Regions from separate parts of the Homo sapiens genome. Here region 1 is linked to region 2. Evidence: chromatin contacts called from ENCODE Hi-C or POLR2A ChIA-PET data. All regions are on one chromosome and are shown on one strand. Each heading gives the region's core, a stretch centred on a gene start or an enhancer-like site at or near the end of the contact. The rest is flanking DNA. Distances are from core to core; before and after follow the strand shown.

Region 1 (4,065 bases), core at 635-3,134, 110 kb after region 2:
GGGGGATTACAAGCAGTAGAAATTGACTAGAACTGCCCTAATAATGACTGCCATTTATGGAGAAACTATCGTGAGACAGATGGCATTATGACACTTTCCATCCATTATCACATGTACACTAGAAGCAGATGGCCAAGAACAGGAGCTTCTCTGCCATTTACTAGCTTTGCAACTGTAGACAAGTTATTTACTCTCTCAGTGTCAGTGAAATCTGAGGATTTGATGTAGTTCCACATGGAAAGCAAGCAATAAATGGTAGTGGCGGCCTCTGGAAAGATTTTCATCCCTGTTAATCCTCTCATAAGATAGTTAAGTACTGTTATCATTCCTATTTCACAGATGAGGAAACTGAGGCTCAGGGAGAGTGGGTAAGTGTTCTGCTTCCCCCAACACATGGCTGCAGGAGTCGTGGCTTCTTCATGTTTTCACTCCAGAAGGTCTTTAATGCGATAAATACTTACTGAGCTGATTGGAAAGATGGATATGCAGCCCCAGGGTCAAATTGAGAGAGAAATGTAGAAGTTGTTGCCTGCACAGGGGTGGTCACTGCAGTCATTTGATCTCCTCTGAAGTTCTGTAGTCTTTCAGAGTCCACATGATTCAGCCACCCTTTCAGCAATGATCTGTTTCTTTCTTTGAGGCAGATGATCACTATATCTAACTGTCACTCAGATCTTTTGTTGTGAAAATTTACATGTATTTGTCTTCTTTCTCCAGCTGGGTTAAGTGCTTTCAGGGCAGAGGCACTGTACCTGTATTTCTGTGTATTAACTCCTGCCCCTTTTAGTCCCTGTTTTGTTTACTAAGATAATAAGTCAAATTTGGGAAATATTAAATCTTCATCTCAAAAAGGAATTTACCCATTTCTAAGAGATGACCACACAAGATGATTTTGTGTGTTTTAATTTTTTAGTTTTAGAGATAGGGTGTGGCTCTGTCGCCCAGGCTGGAGTGCAGGCTAAAGCGATCCTCCTGCCTCACCTCCTTGTCCTCTGCCTTCCGTAGCTGGGACTACAGGTAGCTGGGACTACAGGCGCAACCCATCATGCCCAGCTAATTTATTTTAATTTTTTTGTAAGGTTTTTTAATGTCGCCCAGGCTGATTGGGAATGCCTGGCCTCAAGGGATCCTCCCACCTGGCCTCCCAAAGTGCTGGGATTACAGGCATGAGCCACCACACCTGGCCTAAGGTGATTTTGTTAGTTGGTACTTTCTATAATTTGGATGAAGAAAGCATTATTTTCTTCACATTTTCCAGATAGGAATTACCGTCCTGGGCCGGGCACGGTGGCTCACGCCTATATCTTACCACTTTGGGAGGTCGAGGCAGGTGGATCCCCTGAGGTCGAGGGTTTGAGACCAGCCAGGCCAACATGATGAAACCCCATCTCTGCTAAAAAAATACCAAAAATTTACTGGGTGGGTGTGGTTGCGAGCATCTGTGATCCCAGTTACTTGGGAGGCTGAGGCAGAAGAATCACTTGAACCCTGGAGGCGGAGGCTACAGTGAGCCAAGATCGTGCCACTGCACACCAGCCTAGGCAATAAGAGGAAAACTCTGTCTCAAAAAAAAAGGAAAAAAGAAAATGACCCCCCTGTTTTTAAAATGGCATATGCCCTGCTGCTTTGTTTCCTACAATCATGCCTCTGATACCCATTCGTACCGTGGGCTGGGAGTCACTCACATACACGCTCCTGTTCCCATTCTCTCGATTTACAGTTGAAGGAACTGAGGGCCACACTCCAGTGGTTCTCCCATTTTTTATCTGGCAAATTATTCTCTGTGCAGCTCAGTCAGGACTCAGGACTTAGGGCTATGCGAGTTGTCAACGCTGTACTTTCCCTCCACAGAGCTGAGAAGCTCCAGCTGCTGAACCACCGGCCTGTGACTGCTGTGGAGATCCAGCTGGTGAGTGAAGGGCGCCTGTGCTGGGGAGGCTGCTGTGGGTCTGAGATGTAGAATGGCTGTGGTGGACAAGCCAGGAACTGCGTTTTTTTTAAGAGGCTGCCCAACCACTCCATTTCTTAAGGAAAAAGAGACCTTGCCAGTTTGATCCTAGTTAGTGTGGACTTAGGGACCACAAAACACTGGAGGAGATTTCATTCCTCCTCTAGGGTTTTGGCTGATGACTTGGCGGCTCTCCGACTCCCCTGATGTCCAGGCCATTCTGGCCATTGCTTCCCTGTAGGCGTTGTTGCCAACCAGATGTTGCATAAAAAACATGAAATTCAGCATGTCTCTGGTGAACATTCTCTGTCCCCACGCCCACCCTTCACCCTGCTCTTGCTTCCTCTCTTTCTGGGTGAGGGGAGCATGTGTGCGCTGTCCCATCAGCTCCCTTCCTTGCTCATCTCCTGGCCTGGCCTCCCACGCCGGAAACCTGCAAGCCATTCTCTTCCTTTCATCTCACAGTCAGGGAGTCCCCAAGTTCTGTTGCTTCTGTCTTCGTTCTTGCTTCTCTCCCCCGTGTACTGCGTTGATTTCTGCCATTATTTCTTCACGCGGCTCTTGCGGTTATCCTCTCCCCATTCTCCCTGGCTCCCCAAGTCCATCTCCCACATCACCGTCAGAGATCACATCTAAAACCATGAATGTGATCCCATTTCCCTGCATAAACCGTTTATTTAGTACAGCCTCATCACTTGTGAAGTCCGCTTTGTACTGAGAGCGTAGGCTTTGGAATAGGAGGAGGCAGCCAGAGTAGAGGGGCCTACGATGGGATAAGGGGCCCGGGAAATGATCCAGGGAGATACCCGGGCCACCACTGGGCACGCTGTGGCCGCTGCCTTCTTATTACAGGGCAGAGAGCATCGGTACCTGACAAGTGTTAAGCAGGCCGTCTAATTGCCAGTTTAAAAAAAAAAAAGAAGAAGAAACTTTAGAGAATTAACAAAATGAGAATAAAGCAGTTTCCAAAGTCAGTTTTAGAAATACTTAGCTCTTTGTCAAATTTCCTTTAGAAAAGTATGGAAGAAAATGGTCAAAAATACGATTTTTAGAGTTGCTAATGGAAAAACTTTTTAAAAGGCCACAGGGTATTTAATTTTTTACTAAATTGTTCATTGTCTTCCTAGGGTTGTTTTTGCCCTTCAGAATGTACCCAAAATTAAATTAGAACAGTTCCTTTCATGAAGGGTGCCTTTCTCTGGGAACCCGCCTGTAGGCTAAATAGAAACCCCTTTCTCATGTGTCCTGATTATTTTCATGCTTTACACTGTATTGGAGTTTCAACCTAGAGCTTAGAGGAGAGAAAAAACAAACAGAACAGCAAGAAACGAATCCCTGTCCCTCTGGGTTAAAGATCATATGTCATGTCTCCTCCAGCTTTAATCAGCAACATATGTTACTCATGGCTTAATGACAGGCAGAGAGAAGAGATGAGGATTAGTGTGACCTCAGCCAGAGCCTGTGGAAAGTGGTATCATTACTTGGGGGAAGATTTGCTGCTATTGAGAGTGCCTGGGGTGGGCCGGGCGCGGTGGCTCATGCCTGTAATGCCAGCACTTTGAGAGGCCAAGGTGGGCAGATCACCTGAGGTCAGGAGTTCAAGACCAGCCTGGCTAAAGTGGTAAAACCCCATCTCTACTAAAAGTACAGAAATTAGCTGGGCATGATGGTGCACACCTGTAATCCCAGCTACTTGGGAGGCTGAGGCAGAATCACTTGAACCCGGGAGGCCAAGGTTGCAGTGAGCCAGGATTGCACCACTGCACTCCAGCCTGGGTGACAGAGTGAGACTCCATCTTGGGAAAAAAAAAAAAAAAGAGTGCATGGGGTGTGCCAGACACGGTCTCAGTCCTTGGTCCTGGTGCCTGTGATTGTCTGTCACTTCGAATGCCCGCCCCATAGTCTTGGAAGGGGGCAAGTGTCCTCTCCATTTTAGCCCAGAGGGCTGGTGAGTGGCTGATTGGGACCTTCTGATTCAGAAGCTTTACTTTGCTCCTCCAAGCCAGGTACTTGTGCTTGATGAGAAGAAAGATGTGTGTGGCATCCCCTGAGATGGTTTCCTTCTCGTTTCTACAAAGTAGGTAGGCCTTGGTAGAAACTGCTGTTTCTCAGTAGTT
Region 2 (4,220 bases), core at 1,496-3,995:
TGATTATCTAGAATCTTTGAGATTTACTGAAATTTGCCTGCTCTGAATTAGAGTCTTCCCAGCTTCCCTGAAGTACTACGTATACGTATAACATATAAAGCTTAGACTATTCCAAGGTCCACTAGATGGTGCCACATGTCTTGTTTTGAAGTGGAAAATTCAACTACATCCTTTTTTTTTTTTTTTTTTTTGGAGACAGAGCCTGGCTCTATTGCCCAGGCTGGAGTGCAGTGGCGTGATCTTGGCTCATTGCAACCTCCCCCTCCCAGGTTCAAGTGATCCTCCTACCTCAGTTGGGATCCCAAGGAGCTGGGACTACAGGCACGTGCCACCACAGCTGGCTAATTTTTGTATTTTTAGTAAAGATGGGGTTACACCATGTTGACCAGCCTGGTTTCGAACTCCTGACCTCAAGTGATCCATCTGCCTCAGCCTCCCAAAGTGCTGGGATTATAGGCGTGAGCCATTGCACCTAGTCTGAATTCAGTCATTTCTAACCAAAATCAATTCAACAATCTTACAAGCAAAGGGCAAATTATCAGAGAGGAAAATGTAACAGTTCAATTTACCACGTAGTTACTGAGAAGCGCAGAATCGACATCCTTCCTGAAAAAGAAAAGTAAGTTATCAGTCTGGGCTCACACCCCTTTCTGGGTATCAAATATCTGTAAAAGAATTCCCATCTGCCGGGCGCTGTGGCTCACACCTGTAATCCCAGCACTTTGGGAGGCCAAGACGGGCGAATCACATGGTCAGGAGATTGAGACCATCCTGGCTAACACAGTGAAACCCCGTCTCTACTAAAATGCAAAAAATTAGCCAGGTGTGGTGGCGGGCGCCTGTAGTCCCAGCTACTCAGGAGGCTGAGGCAGGAGGATGGCATAAACCCAGGAGGCGGAGTTTGCAGTGAGCAAAGATCACGCCACTGCACTCCAGCCTGGGCGACAGAGCGAGACTCCGTCTTAATAATAATAATAATAATAATAATAATTCCTGTCAAGTTGGGGGCCAGGCACGGTGGCTCACACCTGTAATCCCAGCACTTTGGGAGGCCGAAGCAGGCGGATCATGAGGTCAGGAAATCAAGACCATCCTGGCTATCATGGTGAAACCCCGTTTCTACAATCAATCAATCAATCAATCAATAAAATACAAAAAAAAATCAGCCGGGCGTGGTGGCAGGTGCCTGTAGTCCCAGCTACTCGGGAGGCTGAGGCAGGAGAATGGCATGAACCGGGGAGGCAGAGCTTGCAGTGAGCCGAGATCGCGACACTGCACTCCAGCCTGGGCAACACAGAGAGACTCTGTCTCAAAAAAAAAAAAAAAAAAAAAGAATTCCTGTCAAGATGTAGTAGTCCGCTTTTAGAATTTGGGGACTACCACCTAAAACTGAAACTGAGAAATGTCTTAAGTCCAACATGGTTTAGCTAGCTGTGGGCAATTTCAGAGCAGACTTGGGAACAAAGTGCTGTCCCATCCAACAGCCATGTCCTCTCCCCATTATTATCTGCCTCCCATCAGCTATTGACATCTTGGGCAGCCACGTCCTCCTGCTGAATCAACAGAAATGGCCCACTTAACACCAATGTCACCACTGGGAATTCCAGCCATGGGCAAGTATCCTGCCAAATATCCACCATGCTCCCAGGGTGTTCACCACCTACGTCAACTCAACAGGTACAGTCAGGGTGGCAAGCAGTGGCCAAAAGCCTGGTTCCCTGTGTAACAGTTAATCCAGGCAATATGCCATCTTTCCTGAGTGAAGAAACAACAATGTGATGTATATTAAATCACAATCGATCCACTCTACAATAGCATATCAGAAAGCATTGTTTTCAGCAGTCTGCAGGCAGTGGAGTATGACAAAGAATATAGTTTTGAAATCAGATTTGGGTTCACATTCTAGCTCTGCCATTTATATGCTGTGAGAGTTTTAGTTAATTACTCCCTAAGTTTTCCTTCTAAACTAAAAATGGGATGAAACTAGTATCTAAAAGTGTGGCCTGGATTTCAATCCAGCTCTTGCATTCTTTGGCTATGTGAATCTGGGCAAGTTACTTAATCTCATTATGCTTAAATTTCCTATCTATCAAATGGCAATTATAGTATCAACCTTGTAAGACTGTTCACAGGGTTCACTGGAAACATGTAAAATACCCGGAACATATTAAGTGCTCAATAAGCACCAACGTTATCATTACTACTACCTGTGCAACTACCACTACCACCAGCTCCTCCTACCTCATCAAACTGTTATGATGAAGTGAGACAACAAATTTTAAAAGTTTAGCACAGTTCTTGGTACTTGTATTAACATCTCCATAATGGAAGGTTATTATTTTTAAAAGATATTATCTCAGTTAATTGTCATTAAAAACCCTATGATGTAGAAGCTATTCGTATGATTCCTACTCTATAGACAGGAAGCCAAGGTTCAGAAATTAAATAACTTGCTCAAGGTCACACAGTAAGAAGTCTAAATAAAGTGGAAGGCAACTATGGAGTTGTGGGAAATGAGACTGGACTGGATGAATGGAAACTGGTAATGCAGAATCCTGAAAAATCAGGTAGAGGGGTCTGTGCTTGACATATTGTGCAACAGAGACCCCTGTATGTCTTAAACCAGGAGTGCAGTGAGATGATGCAAATGATGACCCAAGATTTCAAAAGCATGGGCCAAACAGATAGTTGATTTCCCAGTCAATAAATAAAGCAAAACCAACAGTGGTTCACACAGGGCTCAACCTAGGCCTTAGGTCATCAGCACAGTGATGTCAGCACTGTAATCAAATCAGCTCTGTGAAGCTTACCAAATGCTACCAGTGATTCAAGCTACGATTTCACAAAAGTGCTGCTTTGCCCAAATGACCACAAACACACTGAAGTCACAAAGAGTATCATATTTGAAAGGAATCTAACACAGGAAAGACAATGCATAATTAGTGCATGTGACAGAGCTCATTTAAAATTGAAAATGACAAATCAAACCACATGTCATCTTTGCCTGCTTAATCAGGAAATCAGCCCACTGGCTTCCTCCTATCTTTGCTTGAAATTGAGTTATAACTCCCTGTGCTCTCCAAAATATGAGGCGTTAAGACATCCCTTCCTGGAATAGTTAACTGGAGAAAAAATATGAATATTGTTTCTCTTCAGGACCAACGGATCCATCCCAGGTGCACCGTTACAATTTCATTTCCAAATCATTGCCCCTTCTCTGTCATTCAGAATATTGCACGCTCTGCGAAAATTTGTCCTTGGCCATTCCAAGTTACTATGCCACTGAAAAAGTCAATACTGTAATGTAAGAATCCAAAGAACATTCTTTGCCTCTTCTAGAACAAATATAAAGGAGGAAAACTCTCTTTCACATAAGTTTTAATGAATCTGTGTTTTGGGATCAAGAGAACAATCGATGTTTACACAGGTACTGCATTTTGCAGACTCTGGCTGACAGAAACTGATTTATTCATTGATTTTCTTTTATCAGCAAGATAATTGTTTTTAACCCAGCTAAATACTCTGACAAAATGCCAATGTATGCTAGGCCCTTCTTTATTTAACAAAAGGTCAAGAGGTACCTTATCTACCTTTTTATGAAGTCCTAAACGGGCTGTATGTGTTGTGGAATTTTTTTTTAAGGCAGTTTTTACCCTTGAGAAGTTACTGTAACCACACTAAATGACAGGTTGTTGGCAACAGGATATGGTGAAACCAGACAGACATCAACTTAATCAAGTTATCCAATTTCACAGCACCAATAATGATGTGATGCATGAGAAAGACATCCCTCAGAGCAATCCAGCCCCAAGATGTTTAATTCAAATCTATCCATGAGGATATAATCAGAGAATTCCAAATTGAGGAACAGTCTTCAAAACAACTGGGTTAGATTTAGACTCTTCAAATATCAATGTCATTTGTCACAGTGCCAATGTCACAAAAAGAAGCTAAGTAAACTTCCAGAGGAAAGGAAATTAAAGAAACATGACAACTAAATGCAATGTGTAGTTCTTCACTGGATCCTGAATTGGGAGGAAAAAGAACACTATTAGGACAACTGAAGGAATGTGAGTTTACATTGCATCTTTTTTTTTTTTTTTTTTTTTGAGACAAAGTCTGGCTCTGTTGCCCAGGCTGGAGTGCAATGGCACGATCTCGGCTCACTGCAACCTCCGCCTCCCAGGTTGAACCAATTCTCCCACCTCAGCCTCCCAAGT

What was found. A loop is a pair of places that touch in the nucleus more often than their neighbours do. ChIA-PET counts read pairs that join two places held with the same protein, here RNA polymerase II (POLR2A). Pooled maps may share reads with other maps.
Region 1: a map of mammary epithelial cell shows a loop between it and region 2 (4-fold over the local background). The contact joins two enhancer-like sites. A Hi-C loop is called at or near these places in 6 of 168 maps with a recorded cell type or tissue (Caco-2, Calu3, HCT116 and 3 more) and 9 of 50 pooled maps. POLR2A ChIA-PET finds 5 or more read pairs at or near these places in 5 of 52 experiments (AG04450, BJ, Caco-2 and 2 more).

What each region holds. Positions count from the first base shown.
Region 1 is chr7:66,143,592-66,147,656 of GRCh38, forward strand. It overlaps CRCP (CGRP receptor component), which reads left to right. Exons shown (of 6, transcript NM_014478.5): 5 at 1,852-1,909. Among named protein-coding and RNA genes, the nearest start is that of CRCP, 31 kb to the left of the region's middle. Within about 2 kb of position 1,885, at least 10 of the 41 ENCODE cell types and tissues checked have a DNase peak (open chromatin) inside an H3K27ac peak, as active enhancers do.
Region 2 is chr7:66,030,931-66,035,150 of GRCh38, forward strand. It overlaps LOC105375336 (a long non-coding RNA gene), which reads right to left. Exons shown (of 5, transcript XR_002956511.2): 3 at 570-606. Among named protein-coding and RNA genes, the nearest start is that of ASL, 43 kb to the right of the region's middle. Within about 2 kb of position 2,746, at least 3 of the 41 ENCODE cell types and tissues checked have a DNase peak (open chromatin) inside an H3K27ac peak, as active enhancers do.